Linked DNA regions of Homo sapiens: region 2 is linked to region 1. A link is a loop called in an ENCODE intact Hi-C map of the cell type or tissue named here. Cell type or tissue: IMR-90. All regions are shown on one strand. Each heading gives the region's core, and the rest is flanking DNA. Links, peaks and the distances in the headings are about the cores only.

Region 1 (10,434 bases), core at 1,684-9,683:
AAGTAGCTGGGACTACAGGTACGTGCCACGCCTGGCTAATTTTTTGTATTTTTAGTAGAGACGGAGTTTCACCGTGTTAGCCAGGATGGTCTTGATCTCCTGACCTCGTGATTTGCCCGCCTCGGTCTCCCGAAGTGCTGGGATAACAGGCGTGAGCCACTGCGCCCGGCAGCCTCAGTTTTCTTATCAATAAACCAGTGGTGAAAACAGTAAGTAGCTCATAAGGGGCTGTGCACATTAAATAGGCTAATGCCCACAGAGCTCTTAATAAGTGACAAGTAAGTATCATGTTCCTCATCTCCCCTGAGTACTTTCAAGGGTACTCGTTGAAGTCCCCGCATCCACCTCCTGTTGTCACTATTCACACTCTCCCATGGCCTCCCCTCCAGTCTGTCCCATCTTTCTCAGACGCTGTCCCTGCCCCCTGATCCCCTGGCCTCAGTTCCATCAGCCCTGGCACAGAGTGCCCTTCTAGTCTCTTTATCTCCCCTCTTGCCAAACATCTTTGGTGCTTTCCCAGCGGGTTCCTCTGCCAGCAGGTTCTGTTGCCTGCCATCCAGCCTCCCGCAGAACTGTTGCATACAGAGCCTTCCTCCTGGTATCCAGGCTTCACCTGGTTTCCTTCCATTCACACTAACAGGGAATTCTCATGCCTCCAGCACACGCCTGGCCTTGTCCAGCCCTGCGTCTTTGTTCACAGTAGCCTTTTTACCTGAAATAGACTCTTCCATTGCTTTCATGTCTCAAAGACCCAGGAAGGCTTCCCTGACCCCAATCCAGCCTGCAGCAGCATCTCTTCCCCGTCTGCATGCTGTAGCTTTTTATGCAATTCAACACTACTTTGTTCAGCACATGTACATCTTTGTTTGGTAGTTGTTTTTGACAGTGTTATCTTCATATAGTAAAGTAAGTGTTCCAAGAATGAAAGGCTTTTATACACTTTTGTATTCCCCTCATTGTCATGTACCTAGGAAGTCCTCAGCAGATATTTGGTGAATGGCTCTTATTGTCTTTACAATTTCAAAGCCCTTACATGTTAGCAATCTTCACATCACAGCAACACTTCGCAGAGCTAAGGGCAGATATGCAGATATTGTCATCTGCTTGTGACCAACGAGGAAGCCAAGTGCAGGCAGCGGGGAGGGTGTACAGAGCCACACACCTAGCATGAACCCAGGCCAGGCTTTCTAACTTCCTAACTTCTCCGTATCACCCTGTAAGTCACGACATTGCCCTGGTGTCCAATGGTATTGCAGAGTGAGTAAGAGAGCACTGAGGTTAATAGCATCTAACAGTTACCACTGTCAAAAAAGACCATGTTACTTAGTCTGTTTGTGCTGCTTTAACAGAACACCATAGACTGGGTGACTTATAAGGAACAGAAATTTATTTCTCACAGTTCTGGTGGCTGGGAAGTCCAAAATCAAGACCCCAGGATTTGGTCTGGCAAGGCCCTTCTTGCTGTGTCCTCACATGGCAGAAGACAAAAGGGCCTTCATCCCATTAATAAGGGAGCCGCCCTCAGGGACTATTAATCTGTTAAAGGCCCCACCTCTTAATACTATCACATTGGCAACACCTATGTTTTCTTTTCTTTTCTTTTTTTTTTTTGACATGGAGTCTCGCCCTGTCACCCAGGCTGGAGTGCAGTGGTGCGATCTCGGCTCACTGCAAGCTCCGCCATTCTCCTGCCTCAGCCTCCTGACAGCTGGGATTACATGTGCCCGCCACCACACCTGGCTAATTTTTTATATTTTTTTTTAGTAGAGACAGGGTTTCACTGTGTTGGCCAGGATGGTCTCTATCTCCTGACCTCGTGATCCGCCCACCTCGGCCTCCCAAAGTGCTGGGATTACAGGCGTGAGCCACTGTGCCTGGCCGGCAATACCTAAATTTTTGAGGGGACACATTTAAACCACAGCGGTTATCAAATTGCACAGAGATTGATGGCAGTGGTTAGCTTACTTAAATGATTTTCTTTTCTTTCTGCTCCTTCCTGCACACTGATATTTAAATGATGTTAAAGAAGTGTTTAATTCTTGGTGCAGGGTCCTGGCAAAGTTAGGGATGAGGTAAAAAAGACTCTGAAGAACTCCAGCCTAAGCCTAACACCCTACTTATTGGAAAGGAGACTCCAAGAAAGCTTCCTTAGGTCGAGGTAGTGAGTCCAGCCCTGAAGGTGCACAGTCCTCCAATCAAATAAGCCCGGAGTGGAGCAGCATCCTGACAGACACTGAGTCACCTGCTTCCTCCAGCCAAGGACAGAAACACTCTCTCTAGTTGCTAAAGGTTGAGACAATGCTTGGTGGTTTGGAGATATTCGCAAACTTCTTCCCCAAGTTATTTCATCTGTGCATCTTTCTCTTGTTCCATTTTCCCAGGGCAACGCAAACCATCTACATTAACATATTCATTTTCTAGGGCTGCCATAAAAAAGGCCACAACCTAGGAGGCTTAAATATATTAAAACACATTGCCTCCCAGTTCTGGAAGCTAGAAGTCTGAGATCAAGGTGTCAACAGTGCCACATTCACTCGGTGGGTGCTAGGGATGGGTCTGTTGCAGGCCTCTCTCTGGCTCTGGGAGCTCCTAGGCTGTGGCAGCACAACTCCAGTCTTCACGTGGCGTTCTCCCTGTGTGCACATCTGTGTCCAATCTTCCCTTTTACAAGGACATCAGTCATAATTGATTAGGAGCCCTGCCCAGTAGGTACCTACTCCAGTGTGACCTGATCTTAACTAATGACATCTGCAAACAACCCTGTTTCCAAATAAGCTCACATACTGAGATACAAGGAGTCAGGACTCAACATATGGACTTCAGGGGATGCAACTTGACCCATAGCAGTCAATGTTTCTCAAACCTCAGTCATTTTTTAGACCACCTTTATAATTGTTCTCTTGAATAATATGAGACCTATACTATTAATTTGCCATTAGCTCTTTTTTTTTTTTACCTAATACCATAATACTGTATACCATGAACAGAAAACCAGTATCACATGGCATAAAGAAGTTGATGATAAACATAATACATAAAATACATTACAAACATAAATAATGTAATGTAATAAATATAAAAACATGACTATTAAAATAAGTGTTTTGGCCAGCCATGGTGGCTCACACCGGTAATCCCAGGACTTTGAGAGGCTGAGGTGGGTGGATTGCTTGAGCCCTGGAGTTTGTGACAAGCCTGGGCAACATGGCAAAACCTCGTCTCTGCAAAAAATACAAAGATTAGCCCGGGGTAGTGGTGCATGCATATAGCCCCAGCTACTTGGTCGGCTGAGGTAGGAGGATCACCTGAGCCTGGGATGTCGAGGCTACAGTGAGTACCACTGTACTCCAGCCTGGGCAACAGAGTGAGACCCTGTTTCAAAAAACAAAACAAAACAAAACAAAACATAAATAAATAAAATCACTGTTTGCCAATGTATTACTCCAAATCTTTTTCTTATCTCCTGTAGCTGAAAACTGCCTTTGGAAAATACATACTATATTTAATCTTGATGGGGTCTGAGGGGCATTTCTAGAAATTACATCAAAAGCCAAGAAGGCACTCTCAGCATGAGAATCTCAGGCCCTCATAGGGTGGAAACAGAGAAAGGCTGTGGTCCACTAGGGCTTGGGAGGGGAGGATGAGGTCTAATTACTCTACCGACACAGTACACAGATCAGAGGATCAGAGAGTGACCTTACAAATCACATTTCATAAAAGAAAAAGTGAGGCCCAGAGAGCTGAAGGCCAGACAGCACCAGGGCCCAGGCTGGAACCTGATCCCTGATTCCCACTCTCACATCAGTGAAGCGAACCCTGCGGTGCGGCAGCTGGATAGAGCTTCCTGCAGCCGATTAAAGATGAGGTTTGCAACGCACCCGGGTTCTGTCTTGAGGCTCATGACACACCTGGGTGTCGGCAAACTCTTGGCGATCAGGCATCTTTCTGAGCTAATTTTGGTTTATTCTTAGCAAAAGAGAAAGGTGCTAAGTTTAGCATAAAGATGGTGCTTCCAATTGTCCTCAAACTGTTTGCTAAAGAGAACTATGTTGTTTTCTGGTTGGTTAGTTTTATTTTTTGAAAATATAGTAGTTGCACGTGGTTAAAATTCACATCATGCTAAAAGGTATGTGGTAAAAAGTTTTCTTCCCAGTTCTAACTCACAATATCCGAAATCCCCCCTCTGTAGGCCCACAATTCATCTGTTTTGCGTATCCTTCTAGAGCTGTGAAGGTGGAGTAGCAGCTTTAACACAGACACCAATGAAATATCTGAAACAAATTTCACCAGAATTATATCACTTCTGGGAACAACCCCTCAGTCTCCACGGATCCGGTGCTTCTACCCTACCCCCTACTTAACTCATTTTCTTTCTCGTCCTCTTTTAATTAAATTTTAGCCTTTTTAAGGTATTCCAGGTGAAGAATACTGGATAGGAATGGGGCAAGCAGCTGCAGCCACGCCCACTGGCTCATGAAGGAGAGTCTGGCTGCCCATACGAGGAGATCAATAAATCTTGTCAGAATAAGAATTTGGGAAAGGAGAGAGGTAGATAATAACATTTATTCAGCACCTACTATTTGACAGAAACTTTAAAATATAACCTCATAAAGTGGGTGTTTTCATTTCCAGTTTGTAGAAAGGAACCCAGGGGTGAGAGGTTATGGAACTGGCCTCAATCCCCGCTCGTCCGATTCCAAAGCCCATGCTCTCTTGTCTGCATCCTTTTGGGGACGGGAAATCTGCTGGAATTACTTCCACTTAAGGGAACAATTCACAGTATCAGACAGATCCGGTTCCTTACAGGATAGGCTTCATCTTTATCTTTGCGGTTCTTCTGCAACTGTACGTGGTCTAGGGATGCAATAAATGCATGCATATTGAGTGCCTGAGATCACCAAGGAAGAGAGAAGGAGAGAAGACACAGGATAGAAAACCAGGGATCAGAAACATTCAGAAGTGTGGAAGGTCACCTTTGGGGCACGTGAGATTCGAACCAGAGCCCAGGGAGAAAAGAAGTTCAGGAAGGAGGGTTAACAGCATGGGCTGCTATGGAGGCCTGAAGATCAGCTTCTAGAAGATGCTGTTGGTGCTGATGACTGGTGATCTGTGAGTGGATTCAGTAAAGTGGCAGAAAGGAAGGCAGATTGTGTGTGTATGTGCATGTGTGTGTGTGTGTGTGTGAGAGACAGAGAGAGAGAAGTGCACTTAATGCCGATGTTCACCTCATGTCTTGTTTTCCGGCTACTGCAACTTGATGAGGTTACATTTACCAGGCCTTCATTCTGAAGCCTGGCATTTCTCCCAAGAGTGCCAGTTCTGCCTAATGAGAGCAACTCAAGCGAATCCACAGGAAAGAAAAAGGAAAGTGACATTTTAATTTTATCCAGGCTGAAACACAACTGTACGCAAGGAATGTGCCTGTAATTCTGAATCATGAATGTACCAATGCCTTGCTTTATGGAATAGAAATGTGCTCTGTCCAAATTGGCTGTGAGGTGAATAAACATTACTTTTCCACTGAATTCAGCTATAAAACGACTGGAAATCTTTCCATGGGGATTGGGAAAAAAAAAGAAAAGAAAAGAAAAACAGAGAAACAAACCCACTGCCAGAAGGAAGAGAAGACACAGAGCTGACCATGGCCGGCTCCTGCAGGGCAGAGGTGACTCCGCGCTTTTCTGGGACCGATTTGTGTTGCCTTCTTCCAAATACCCTGATCTGTAAGGATTGCTCTAACTTCCTCCTGCTTTGTTTTTCCCTTAATAGGGAAATACGGGCTATTACACCCAGCGGAGCTGGCATACAATATTTTGCTTTGCCTGGGGTCCATTTGACACAATGCTGAATGTTCCTTACGTTCAAGGGTTTTGGCTGCATAAACTCAGTAATTCCCTACTTCATCAGTTAGTAAATACACAATTATATGTATCAAGTTTACTCGGACTGGGAGGTGGCACAGCACTGTGCTTTTGCACATGGGGCTTCACAGCCACAGAGACCTGGGTTTGAGACCCAGCTCTGCCACTTAGCAGCTACGCAAGCTTGGCTCTGTTAAAATCTCTGGGTTTTTATGTGATAGGGATAAGATACACCTCGGGGGATTACAGGAAGCATTAAATGAAATTACATGTTTGTATATACACACACATACACACACACCTGTGTTTGTATGCATACACACCATGTGTTCGATGCTTTATGCTGAATATTTACTGGGTACATATTCAGCAGGGGTAGTAATTGTGATGATGGTGGTGATAATAACAATACACACACAGAATCTTGTCCCAGTAGATTACCCTTTTATATTCTGCCACAGAGATCTATTTCCATTGCCCAAAGGCACACAATTTTCACAGCTTTCTAAAATCTCAAGCCTTCTACATTAATAGTACTAAAAGAATTTTTTCCCAATCAGAAGGGCAACATTTTTAAATCTACAGATAAGAAATGCTACCATATGCCTGAGAACCTCCGTCTTCCGCAAGTCACATCACCGCCCAAGAATGTACTGTCCAGGGTGTCTCATTACTTTGTTAGCCAAACAAAATGTGGCCAGAACTATGGAATGTGTGTGCTGGCCCACGTGCACCTGTTTGTACATATGATCACAACTAAGAGGATCTTTTTACAGAGTAATGGGAAGGTGTAAGGAAGGGTCTGGAACCCAGGGGGCCGAAATCCTGACAAGGTCAGTCTTCCCAGCTGGGTAACCTGGGGCAAGTTATTTAACCTTTCTGTGGCAGTTTCCTCACTTGTAAACTGTGGGGTGATTATGCCTCTCTTACAGGGCTTATCCTGGGGATTAGAGAAGGAGATGAATGTAAAGACCGTGGCACAGGCCAGCATGCTAGTGATTCTTCTCTTCCCCTTCTCAGGACACCCCGTATTGCCTTTACTGGTAATTCAGACTACAGAATTTCCTCAATTTTCAATACTCGTGGAGAAATACAGTGGCGCATATATCCAAATTGCATAAACTCAGTAGTTTTCAAAACCTGAGTCATGTGGAGAGTAATTCTTCTACTCAGAATGGCAGGAGATCTGTTCCAGTTACAGTAACTTGACTACGTTGTCAATAACGAAACTTTAAAGACTAATCACACAGTGAAATGTATTAATACCAGACAGCCCACTATTTCATCTGTAATTACTACCTTCCATCCTCCTCTTGCCTGTGGACCCCCATGACAGGGATGGATTTCAGGATCCATCACTTAAATCAGTTCCTCGCAAGTTCCTTCATTAATTCAGTCCCTTAATTCTCTTATCTGGCTGTCTGCCTTCTCTTGTTTGTGTGCTGAATGAGCTGAACGCTGCTGGACAAAGCCACACAACTTGGCTGACACTAGATTTAACTTCTTTTAGGTCATGAGTTCACACTCCTCGTGGACACTCAACCTTGGTTGGAAATCCTACCATGTTTCTATAAGGTCACTCTTCTCTTTCTGAGATGACTATTTCGTACTTTCTTCTCAACCTCCCACATTCCCTTCCCGCCTCCTAGAAGGTGATCTTGCTTTATTCTTTATTCAGAAAATAGAAACTGTTAGGGTGACTCTCTCATCTTTCCATTTCCAAACAAACAAGTCTCCCTGCATCTACACCAGCCCACAGGATCTTCCTTCCTGCAATGACAGAGGTTGCCCTTCCTACCAAAAGGCTTGTGACCCCAGTGCGTCCCTCCTTAGTGCTTTTCCACCTGTAATGTGTGTGTGAATTGCCTGGGGAGTTGTTAAAATGCACAGTCTGATTCAGCAGGTCTGGGCCAGGGGCCCAAGATTCTGCATTTCTAACCAGCTCCCAGGTGATGTCAATGATCTGAGCAGCAAGTGTACATTCCCTTCCCTTCTTTCTCTTTTAGGTCATTTTTATCATCATAAGCAGGCTCTAGTAGCTTCCATTTTTAAAGCTCCTCCCTTGATCAAACATCTCTCTCAAACTACCACCCCAGTCCATCTCCTTTTATTTTATTTATCTACTTTTTTGAGACGGAGTCTTGCTCTGTCGCCCAGGGTGGAGTGCAGTGATCTCGACTCACTGCAACCTCCGCCTCCAGGGTTCAAGTGAGTCTCCTCCCTCAGCTTCCTGAATAGCTGGGATTACAGGCGCCCGCCACCACGCCCGGCTAATTTTTGTACTTGTAGTAGAGACGGGGTTTCACCAAGTTGGTCAGGCTGGTCTCAAACTCCTGACCTCGTGATCCACCTGCCTTGGCCTCCTAAAGGGCTGGGATTACAGGCGTGAGCCACCGCGCCCGGCCCAGTCCATCTCCTGTTAAAACAATTCTTACTGAAACAATTTTCTACCCAGGCTGCTTCCACCATTCCAAATTTTACCTTTTTGCTATGTCTTTTTCTTCTGATTACAAAAGTAATGCACATTCACTTTTAAAAATCTAAACTTACCAAAATGTATCATACAGAAACGAAACTCTATCCTCCCTTAGGTAAGGCTTAGTTATTTTTTTTCACCTTAAACATTTTAATTTGGAAAAAAATTTACACATAGAGAAGTAAAGATGATACTATAACAAACATCTGTGTATTTGTCATATTTATTGGCTGCATATCTTTACTAAAAAATCAGAGATAAAATTGAAATATTTTCTATGTGCCTATTTAGTGTTGTTTCCTCTTCTCCCCCAAGGCCACCATCGTGAAGTTGGCATGTGCGTTTGTTAGGCTCAGATCAGCTGCACAGATCAGAAACTCCAACACAGCAGTAGGTTAAAGAAGATAAAAACAGACTTCTCTTTCACAGGAAGGTCTGGGGTCTGGGTGGGATGAACAGGGTCCTTCGGTGCTCTGGTCTCAGGGGCCCAGGCTCCAGCTACCTTGCAGCTCCAACATCTTGTAGTCCAGGGCAGCAGCTCCAGGTCCTGCATTTCAGCAGCAGGTAGGAAGTTTAACTCTGGTATGGCTCTTACCTCTGCAGTTCTCCCTCATGAATTTTACTTTGCATACACTTCTGCTATTGACTTCATCAATAATTCCAGTTGCTTAATCTTCCCATAATTCCTCAGAATACTTCATCTACTGATGGTATTTTTTTTTCATTAATAGTATAGGTTTATCATTATTATTATTTGAGACAGAGTCTCACTGTGTTGCCCAGGCTGGAGTGCAGTGGTACAATCTCGGCTCACTGCAACCTCTGCCTCCCGGATTCAAGTGATTCTCCTGCCTCAGCCTCCCGAGTAGCTGGGATTAGAGGTGCGTGCCACCACTTCTGGCTAATTTTTGTATTTTTAGTAGAGACGGGGTTTCACCATATTGCCCAGGCTGGTCTTGAACTCCTGACCTCAGGTTATTCACTTGCCTCAGACTTCCAATGTGCAGGTATATTATTATTATTATTATTATTGTTATTATTATTATTACTATTTTGAGATGGAGTCTCGCTCTGTCGTCCAGGCTAGAGTGCAGTGGCGCAATCTCGGCTCACTACAAGCTCCTCCTCCTGGGTTCACGCCATTCTCCTGCCTCAGCCTCCTGAGTAGCTGGGACTACAGGCGCCCTCCACCATGCCTGGCTAATTTTTTTTTGCATTTTTAGTAGAGACGGGGTTTCACCGTGTTAGCCAGGATGGTCTCAATCTCTTGACCTCGTGATCCACCCGCCTCAGCCTCCCAAAGTGCTGGGATTATAGGCGTGATATTATTTTTAAAATAAGCACACTTAAAAATGTTTTAACATGTCATCTCAGGACATTTTGGGCAGGACAGATGGCGAGCCATGTGATTCACCTGCAAGGCTTGGTTCTGGTCTTCTTTGTCTTCTCATTCTACCCTTAATCTCCCCAAGTAATCTCATCGTCTCTCATAATTGCATTCCCCTTTATACTCTGATGATTCCCAGCTTCATAGCTACCATGCTGGGCCGTGTGCTCTCCTGAATATGAGGCTGGTATATCCAGTGACCCAACACTTCTACTTGGATGTATTCGAGGTACTTAAATCTCAACAGGTTCAAAACTGAACAACTTTGGTCTTGCTGCTCCATATTCTTGCCCTTGTTGACAAGGTCCCGATGGGCTCACCAGCACCACACCTCCATTCCAGACCACAGGAAAGAATAAAGAGGGAGAGGAGGGTGGGCCGCTTCATTTTACAAGACGAGATCTGCAAATTTGCTCCCATCACTTCGGTTCACTTCTTTTGACCAGAATTTTGTTCCACGGCTATGCCTAGCTTGAACTGTATTAGTTAGTTATTGCTGTGTAACAAATCACTGGCTTACTGGCTTAAGTCAATACCTTCTATTGTTGCTCACAAATATAAGGATCAGGTGGACAGTTTATCTGGTCTTGGTTGGGCTGATGCAGCACCTGCTATCAGCCACACAGTAGGTGGCTCTGATCTTGGCTGGGTTCCTGCATGTACTGGAGGATTGGTTGGTCTAGGATCGTCTCAGTTCTTCTCCACATGAT
Region 2 (10,434 bases), core at 1,085-9,084, 130 kb before region 1:
TGCTGTCACCCAGGGTGGAGTGCAGTAGCACGATCTCGGCTCGCTGCAGTCCAGCCATCCTCCTGCCTCAGCCTCTGAAGTAGGTGGTGGGACCATAGGTACACACCACCACGTTTGGCTAATTTTTGTATTTTTGGTAAAGACAGGATTTCAGTATGTTGCCCAGGCTGTTCTCAAACTCCTGGGCTCAAGCAGTCTGTCTGCCTTGGCCTCCCAAACTGCTGAGATTACAGGTGTGAGCCACTGTGCCCAGCCATTTTTTTTTTTTTAAATAGAGACAGGGTCTTGCTCTGTTGCCCATTCTAGAATTCAGTGGTACAATCACAGCTCACTGCAGCCTTGAACTCTTGGGCTCAGCTGATTCCCCCTCCTTAGCCTCCCAAGTAGCTAGGACTACAGGCTCATGCTACTGTGCCCAGGTTAGAATTCTATCTTATTTTTGCACTTATTTACTTGTTTATCATTTTTCTCTCCCAGCTAGAACATAAACCCCATGAGAAGAAAACTCTACAAATTTTGTTACCTGTAGTTCCAGTGTCTTCAATGCCAAGCTTTGGAGAATATTTGTTGAATGAATGTATTCATCTATTCATTCATTTCATGGTCTTGATAAGCCAGAGATAAAACACCCTTCACATTATAGACTATAATACCTTCTATGATCTCACCCTTCTTTCCTCCCTACTTTCACCTCCTATTTCTTCTGGCCTCAATTTTTTTTTTTTTTTTTTTTGAGACGGAGTCTCGCTCTTGTTGCCCAGGCTGGAGTGCAGTGGCCTGATCTTAGCTCACTGCAATCTCCACCTCCCAGGTTCAAGCGATTCTCCTGCCTCAGCCTCCCAAGTAGCTGGGATTACAGGCACCCGCCACCACACCTTACTAATATTTTATTTTTAGTAGAGACAGGGTTTCACCATGTTGACCAGGCAGTTCTTGAACTCCTGACCTCAAGTGATCCGCCTGCCTCAGCCTCCCAAAGTGCTGGGATTACAGGTGTGAGACACCGCGTCTGGCCATTCTGGCCTCAGATTTTAAGCTCTAGTCACACTGACTGCTTGAGGTTTCCCTCATATGCCATGCTGTGCCCATAGATGCATCTCCCCTCTCACCCAGCAGTGCCTCTGCCCAATATGCTCTTTCCATCTCACTTCACCCAAACAACTCTTCTTACTCAAGGTTCAGCTCGGTTGCCATTTTCTCCTCCCTCAATTGCCCAACTGGAGCCAAGTGCCATCCTGACTCCCCAGACACCTGGTGCCTTGATCTCCATCACCCTACTTTACAAAGGACTTTGTGTGGTATCTCGATCAGAATGGGAGCCTGTGAAAACAAGGAGGCACTTTATTAATTCTTATAATGACCTGCTTCCTGGTCAGTTCCTGGCATGCAGTAGGTGCTCAATAAATATTTGTTGAACTGAAATGAATTGTACTGCTGAGGACGGGAGTCTAACGTGTACGAGGCACAGCGCTGGATAGTATGGCATATGAACAAGAGTAACTAGGAATGAAGCAGATCGTAAGAGGTTAATTAGCATGCGCCAATTTCCTCTAGAGCAGAGATTACCAATCTTTGGCTAATATTTAAATATTAAGATATTTTGCATAAAACCCCACACATCTGTCATATTCTAAAAAATGAATAGTTCTGACAACAGGGCAATGATTGATTGGAACTAACTGGAAGTGTTTTTCTAATTACATGGACACGCAATTGTCAGTTTTCCGCAGGCCTCACCACTCCCCATACTTTGCTCATCTGAGGTCTGCTGTTAACGTGTTAAGAAAAATTACGAAAACTTGAAAATAAGGCAACAGCATATTTTCCAATATTATATTCAAGCATGTCTATTAGGTCCTGGTAGGGATTATTTAAATCTATAGGATCACACCTTCCAATACTGTAGCCACTAGCTAGCTGCCTGTAGCTATCTATATTTCTTTCTTTATTATTATTCTCTTTTGAGACAGATCTCATTCTGTCACCCAGGCTGGAGTGCAGTGGTGCAATCATGGCTCACCGTAGCCTTGACCTCCCCAGGCTCAAGTGATCCTCCCACCTCAGCCTCCTGAGCAGTTGGGACTACAGGCGCATACCATCACACCCTGCTAATTTAAAATTTTTTTTGTAGAGATGGAGTCTCACTATGTTGCCCAGGCGAGTCCGCAACTCTTGGACTCAAGTGAGCCTCCATTTTGGCTACCCAAATTGCTGGGATTGCAGATGAGAGCTACCATGCCTGGTGCTATTAATATTTGAATCTAAATTAGTTAAAACTAAATAAAATTTAAAATTCAGTTTCTCAGTCCTACTAAGTACATTTCAAGAGCTCCTGAGCCATATATGAGCACTTGAAATGTGGCTAACGTATTGGACAGCACAGATGTAGAACATTCCACCATTGCAGAAAGTTCTATTGAGGAATGTTGATCTAGCAAATGTACCTTGTTTGATTTACTATTGATTAGGGCCCAGAATCTGTGAAGTCACATGTTAACTTACAGATTTTTACCCAAATAGGTTTCTGTCTGTGGGAAAAGATAACCCCAGAGGTTACAGTGTAGTTGTCCCGTGAGACAGTAACCATTCAATTTGTGCCAAGTTATTTCAGCATGCCTTTGCTGACTGACTAGATAAACTCCTGTTCCTCAAATTTTCCCTTGAATTAACTTTACCACCCTGCTGATTTCCTCATTAATGAGTGTAGTAGGTTAAATGGTGGTCCCCCAAAATTATGTCCACATCCAAATCTTTGAAATGTCACCTTATTTGGAAAAAGGGCCTTTGCAGATACAATTAAATTAAGGATCTTGGGATAAGATCATCCTGGATTACCCATGTGAGCCTTAAATTCAATGATAAGTGTCCTTATAAGAGATGTGGCCACATGCCAAGAAGGCCAGAGAATGCTGGCAGCCACCAGAAACTGGAAGAAGCAGGGAAAGTTTCTCCCTTAGAGCCTTTGGAGGGAGTGAGGCCTGCTGTCATCTTGATCTTGGACTTCCGGCCTCCAGGACTGTGAGAGAACATGCTTCTGTCGTTTTGAGCCACCTGCTGGGTAATGATTTGTTGTAGCAGCCCTAGGGAGCTATAGCATCAGTTAAATGTTTGGTATGTGTTCATCTTATGAGTCATGTTTTTAACTTTGAAAAATTTTAACTTGGCCTGGTGTGGTGGCTGACGCCTGTAATCCCAGCACTTTGGGGAGCCGAGGCAGGTGGATCACCTGAGGTTAGGAGTTCAAGACCAGCCTGGCCAATGTGGCGAAACCTCCTCTCTACTAAAAATACAAAAATTAGCTAGGTGTGGTGGCGGGCACCTGTAGTCCCAACTACTCGGGAGGCTGAGGCAGGAGAATCTCTTGAATCTGGGAGGCGGAGGTTTCAGTGAGCCGAGATGGCACCACTGCACTCCAGCCTGAGTGACAGAGAGAGACTCTGTCTCAAAAAAAAACTTTTTTTTTTACTTTGAGATTTGCCATTTATATTCAAGTTCATGTTATTCCTTTCTCTCATATTCTTAGACTTATTTTTACCCTCCTGCCCCCGACAGTGTTTAAGATTGAGACACAATCCTTGACCTCATGGCTCAGCCTGGTAGGTAGAAACAGCCCAGAGATGTAGAGTGATGGCAGGCAGGTGAGTAGAGCCCTGTAAGCGCAGATTCTGGAACCAGCCTGCCTGGGGTCACATCCTGGCTCCACCGTAGGATGGGTCACGTTGGGGAAGTTATTTTTCCTGTCTGTTATTTGGTTGGCTCTTCTGTAAAAGAGGATAATAGTGGCCCGGTGCAGTGGCTCATACCTGTAAACCCAACACTTTGGGAGGCTGAGGCAGGAAGACAGCTTGAGGCCAGTAGTTACAGACCAGCCTGGGCAACATGGTGAGAACCTGTCTGTACAAGAAATTAAAAAAAAAAAAATTAGCAGGTGTGGTCACATGTGCCTGTAGTCCCAGATACTTGGGAGGCTGAGGTGGGAGGATCACTTGAGCCCAGGAGTTCAAGGCTGCAGTGAGCCATGATCACGCCACTGCATTCCAGCCTGTAGGACAGAGTGAGAAACTGTCTCTAAAAAAAAAAAAAGTGGATAATAGTAACTAACCCATATAACTTTGTGTCACTAAAGGCTACACACAGAGATATGCACCAAGTATTGAAAAAAATTCATTGATGTCACACACCGTGAATCAGCATTAAAAAAATCACAATTATCATGTAAAAGTACAGACTATTGCATTGCATGTTTATGTGTTAGGAATGTTATGGAAGCCAATGGAGTTAGCAGACAAGATACTAGTTAGGGACCACCCTTGGATCACCAGCCATGGAGGGGGACAAAAGGAAGCAGGAGTGGGCAGGGTGAGAAGTAGGCTGGGATGTGGCCCAGTGGCAGCCTGCGCTGCGCTCACAGGGAGTTTTAAATGGCCTTTCAGGGTTGTCCTCAGCTGAGCTGATAGGACCAGGCTTTTTTTCTCTTGCTGTCCTTGTCACCTGGTTGAAGTGGCTCTCTGCGGTAGAGGCAATCTCTGAAAAGGCTGTTGGCTGAGGCTGGCCACCACAGGCCTCCTCCCAGCAGCTGGGTGCCAGTTCCTTCGTGGATAGGGATCCAGACAGCATTTCACTTGCCCCCTAGAGTCTGTAATCCTCCTCTAGGGTGTCTTCATGTTTCAATAGCCAGGGGACCTTGAAAAGTGAGAGGTTGGCTGGGTGCGGCGGCTCATGCCTGTAATCCCAGCACTTTGGGAGGCTGAGGCAGGCGAATCATTTGAGGTCAGGAGTTTGAGACTAGCCTGGCCAACATGGTGAAACCCCATCTCTATTACAAATACAAAAAAAAGGCTGGGCGTGGTGGTGCATGCCTGTAATCCCAGCTACTTGGGAGGCTGAGGCAGGCGAATCGCTTGAACCCAGGAGGTGGAGGTTGCAGTGAGCTGAGATTGCACCACTGTACTCCAGCCTGGGCTACAGAGCTGGACTCCATCTCAACAACAACAAAAAAAAGAAAGGTGAGATTCTGTCCCAGGGTGGGCCGACTGTGGCATCACCCTCCCTCTCCCTGGCTGCAGGTGACAAGTCAGTGTTATCTTCTGCCCACTCCTCCCCTCCTGCTGACAGCCTCCCCCCATTACCTCCCTCTCCTGTTTCAGGGTTGCCCTTGGTGCAGACTGGTCTAGGAATGGGGGAAAGCTGGGGGAGGGAGAGGCCAGATAGGAGCTGAGAACTCCCTTCCCCAGGACTGCCTGAGCTTGTCATGCACTTCACGTTCTTCAGGTCTGTGTCCCCACACCGCCCTGGGCCAGCCACACCTCCTCCTGCAAGGAGGAGATCTGTGTGCAAAGGGGCAGCCCCTAGGCTGCCTTTCAAATAACACAAGGAGCTACTCTTTAAAAGCTTAAATTCCAAAGGGATTATTCCTGTCAGGGGAAAGGAATAAAAAGAATCCACTTCTGTAAACATGAAACAAAGATCAGAATAAGGATTTAAGAGTAATGCTCAGCTAAGCCACAGAAAAAGGCACAGAAGCCCACGCGCTGGGCTGGGTTCTTGTTTCTGCTCCCTTAGAAGAGAGAAATGGTTAAGTGAGTGGGTTGCCTGGAGGATTCAGCTGGTTGGAGGGGAGAGATTTTGAGATGGCACAATCTCAAGCTCCCTGGTTGGCCTTGTTGGGAGAAGCGGACAGCTGTGAAAGGGATCTGTGCATTTCTCCTCATGCCAGCATGCCCATGTTGTCCCCTGGGTGCAAAAGGATGGGGACAAAGTCACAGCACTGGAGTGAGGCCAGGGTTATCAGTGTCAGTTGTGATGTTGCCTCTCCCTTTGCATGGAGTAAGACTGACTGCTTCTAATCTGTGTTTTTTTTTTGTTTGTTTGTTTTTTGTTTTGAAACAAGGTCTTACTCTGTCTCCCAGGCTGGAGTGCAGTGGTGCAATCTTGGCTCACTGCAACCTCCGCCTCCCACACTCAGGTGATCCTCTCATCTTAGCCTCCCAAGTAGCTGGAATTACAGGCACGCACCACCATGCCCAGCTAATTTTTGTATTTTTAATAGAAACACGGTTTTTCCATTTTTGCCAGGGTGGTCTCAAACTCCTGTGCTCAAGCTATCCTCCTGCCTCCTCCTCCCAAAGTGCTGGGATTACAGGCATGAGCCACCATGCCCGGCCTGGTTCTAATCCTTATTTATCCTGCTACCTAGTAGCTTGTATGACCCCAGGAGAGTCACTGACCACACTGACCCTGGGCTTTATTTTTTAATCTGTACAATGGGGATAATACCTAGTATATCAGTAATGGCCTAGTATGCAAGTACAGAAACCAAGTCTGCCTACATTAAACAAAAAGGGAGGCTGGGCGCAGTGGCTCACGCCTGTAATTCCAGCACTTTGGGAGGCCGAGGCGGGTGGATCGCAAAGTTAGGAGTTCAAGACCAACCTGGCCAACATGGCGCAACCCTGTCTGTACTAAAAATACAAAAATTAGCCGGGTGTGGTGGTGCATGCCTGTAATCCCAGCTACCCAGGAGGCTAAGGCAGGAGAATTGCTTGAACCTGGGAGACAGAGGTTGCAGTAAGCTGAGATCACGCCACTGCACTCCAGCCTTGGCAACAGAGAGAGATTCTGTCTCAAAAAAAAAAAAAAAAAAAAAGAAATTATTGGAACTGAGGGAAGCCTGGAGGAGTAGAAAACTGGCAGGAAGCTAGGCTGCTCAGAAGGCCAGGCAGGAGTCACGGCAGAGGTCACGTGGCAGAAAGAATCTTCTTTGTGCCCTGCAGTTCCCCCTGCATTGGGTCCTTATGTCACTCACTTAGCTTCCAGAGTTCCTGAAGACAGCATCAGACTGGCCAGGCCAAGGTCACTCCCATCAAGAAGGAGGATCTAATTTCTTGCATTTTACTTTGCACCAAAACCACACAGGAAGACAGATCCAGCTGCTAATAAGACTGAGATCTGATACTGAACAGAAGAAGGCAAAACCTCCACAAAGGGCCATCACAACACCTTTCCTCTGGTGGTTATGAGACATTGGGAAGTGCTTAACACAGTGTCTGGCAATAGTGAAGTTTCAATACATGCAAGGCACTATTTGTGGGTTAACAAGTTGTGGTGCGGTGTTTCATACAATGAAATTTTACTCAGCAATCAAAACAAAAATCAACTACTCATATAGAAACATGAATGATTTTCAAAAACATTATGTTGAATGAAAGAAACCGGAACCAAAGGAGTTTGGTGAGGCTGGGTGTGGTGGTGCATACCTGTAGTCTCAGGTACTCAGGAGGGCGGATCCCCTGAGCTAGGAGTTCAAGTCCAGTTTGGACAACATAGTGACACCCCCATCTTTTAAAAGAAAGAAAAAAAGAGTTTGTTGATTGCAAACTGCAATTTTACTTATATGAAATTCTAGGGAAGTTCTAGAAGTTCTGGAAAAAACCTGAGCAAGCCATGGCGACAGAATTGAGAACAGTGGGTACCTCTGGCTGCCTCAGGAGCAGACACACAAGTTCAGGAGAGATGCCTAAAGAGGGACATCAAGGTGCTTTCTGGGGTGATGGAGTATTCCCTATCTCTTTTTGGCAAGTGATCTATTACATACTCCTTAGCAGATTCTGGCTATCATGGCCACCATTCTGCTTCCATATCTTCCTTCCTTCTTTCCTTCCTTCCTTCTTTCCTCCCTCCCTTCCTCCTTCTTTTCTTTCTTTTTTCTTTCTTTCTTTCTTTCTTTCTTTCTTTCTTTCTTTCTTCCTTCCTTCCTTCCTTCCTTCCTTCCTTCCTTCCTTCCTTCCTTCCTTTCTTTCTTTCTGTCTTCCTTTCTCTTCTTTTCTTTTGTTTCTTTGACAGAGTCTTGCTCTGTCACCCAGGCTGGAGTGCAGTGCTGCAATCTCAGCTCACTGCAAGCTCTGCCTCCCGGGTTCAAGCAATTCTCCTGCCTCAGCCTTCTGAGTAGCTGGGATTACGGGCATGCACCACCATGCCCAACTAATTTTTGTATTTTTAGTAGAGATGGGGTTTCACCATGTTGGTCAGGCTGGTTGTGAACTCCTGACCTCGTGATTCACCCACCTCAGCCCCCCAGAGTGCTGGGATTACAGGCGTGAGCCACCGTGCCTGGCCGGGTCTTTCCTTTCCTTCTCTTTCCTTTCCCTTTCCCTTTCCCTTCCCTTCCTTTCCTTCCTTCCTCTCTCTCTTTCTCTCCCTCCCTCTCTCCCTCCCCTCCCTCCCTCCTCTCTCTCTCTTTATTTCTTTTTAAAACTTTTTTTCGAGAAGGAGTCTTGCTCTGTTGCCCAGGTTGGAGTGCAGTGGCGTGATCTCGGCTCACTGAAACCTCCGCCTCCCAGGTTCAAGCAATTCTCCTGCCTCAACCTCCCAAGTATCTGGGATAACAGGTGTGCACCACCACACCTGGCTAATTTTTGTATTTTTAGTAGAAATGGGGTTTCGCCATGTTGACCAGGCTGGTTTTGAACTCGTAACCTCGTGATTTGCCCACCTCGGCCTCCCAAAATGCTGGGATAACAGGTGTGAGCCACCATACCTGGCCTTTTTCTTTCTTTTTTTAGAGACAGGGTCCTGCTCTGTTGCCCAAGCTGGAGTGCAGTGTCACAATCAAGTTCATTGTAACCTCAAGCTCTTGGGCTCAAGTGATCCTCCCACCTCAACCTTCAGAGCAGCTAAAACTAAAGATGAACACCACCAGCAGGCTAATTTTTAAATGTTTTTGTAGAGACAGGGTCTCACTATGTTGCCCAGGCTTGTCTTCAAGGCCTGGCCTCAAGCAATCTTCCTGCCTCTGCCCTTCAAAGTGTTGGGTAACAGGCATGAGCCCCCAGCCTGGTCCTTGCTTACCTGTCTTGATTAAGGAGATGATTACTCAAGCATATATATCAAAAGCCATCAAAATATACATTCAAAAGCTATGCATTTTAGTATATGTAAATTATAACTCAATTAAACTTTTTTTTAAAATGTGATTTTTTCTTATCATCAACTGATGCACAGTGTCTTCCCACCAATATCATTATAATGAAAACATGTCTGTATAACAAATTGACTTCAGGCTCCACCTGACACCCACAGGTCTCGAACGTCATTTGAAACCACAAGTGAAAAGTTAGAAAAGTTTGAGGAGTTTGTTTCAATGGGAGCTGTGGTCTGAATGTCCCCCCCTGAAAAATGCGTATGTTGAAACCTATCCCCCAGTGCAGTAATATTAGAAAGTGGGGCCTTTAAGAGATGATTAGATCCCACAGGCAGAGTCCTTATGATGGGAGTAGTGCCCTCAACAGAGTGAGACCCCCTTCTTCCCCATGAGGACGCAGCAAGAAGGCGCCATCTATGAACAAGACACCCGAATCTGCCAGTGCCTTGATCTTGGACTCCCAGCCTCCAGAACTGTAAGCAATAAATATTGTTTATAAGCCACTCAGTTTATAGTATTTTTGTTATAGCCGCCCAAATGGATGAGGTTGATCCTTTCCCCCGAGAAACTGAGAACAGGCATATAGAACATATATATATATATATATATATATAAAATATATATAGCAAGTTGACATTGTGACACCCAAGTGTATGATTAGAGGACTCATCTTTTTGAACAAGAAATAGACGAGGCTGGGTATTGCTGAACTCCTATGGTTATCACAGTAGGAACACATAGTGGTCTGCTATAAACTGGAAGAAAGTAGTTTGAGAAACATGGTTCTAAGCTACCCTCTTAGCTTGAAAGCCACTCAGGAAAGAGCTTCCCATCACCCTGGCTCCACTGTTATGTCTACATCAGTGCAGCCCATATGAAGTGTGCTCAGTGGATCCTTGTGCATTTTTATTGATTTTGGGCCTGAGGCTTCTGGACAAATAAACACAGTTGTGAGAACTAGGCTATTCCAGTCCTTAGGATTGCCCTCTACCCAGAAAAAGCCTAAACAGAGCAGAAAAGCCTAGTTGGAGCAAGCATTCTCTTAAGGGCCTAGAAAAACTTGAGCCCCAGACATTGTTCCAAGGCTAGTCCTGCCTTCATGTCTTGCCAGATGCAGAGATGGTTAGTGGCTACTTCCAGTATCACTTCTCTACTTCTCCTTACTTCCTCTTTACTTGCTAGCCACATTGTGACCAAAAATAAAATATTAATCTCCCAGCCTCCCTTGCTGCTAGATATGACCATGTGACTTGTGGCCCAGAAAGCTGAATTCAGTGGGCCTTTCAGGAAGGCAGTCTAAAGAGAGCTAACTTAGCATGGAAGGCCTCTCTTTTTCTTTACTTTCCTTCTTTTTCTGGCTTATAACTCCAGAAGCCCATTTTGGACCATGAAGCAATCTGAAGGATGGAAGCCATATGCTAGAATGCAGCAGCAGAAAGACTGATGAAACCTAGGTCCCACCAACCCTGGATGCCTGCCTCCAAACTTACTTTCTTTTTCTTTTTTTTGAGACA

What was found. Peaks named below come from ENCODE experiments on the same cell type or tissue, not always from the same donor. Only the 100,000 strongest peaks of a DNase experiment are listed, where the experiment ranks them.
Region 2: it touches region 1 in a loop (13-fold over the local background); 2 of 110 quality-filtered maps call a loop at or near these places.

The regions. Positions count from the first base shown.
Region 1 is chr3:23,596,470-23,606,903 of GRCh38, reverse strand. No RefSeq gene overlaps it. Among named protein-coding and RNA genes, the nearest start is that of UBE2E1, 200 kb to the left of the region's middle. In IMR-90, for the core only: no CTCF peak of the experiment used is centred there; a DNase peak (open chromatin) is centred at 6,523.
Region 2 is chr3:23,723,799-23,734,232 of GRCh38, reverse strand. No RefSeq gene overlaps it. Among named protein-coding and RNA genes, the nearest start is that of UBE2E1, 77 kb to the left of the region's middle. In IMR-90, for the core only: no CTCF peak of the experiment used is centred there; a DNase peak (open chromatin) is centred at 5,422; H3K27ac peaks cover 556 bases.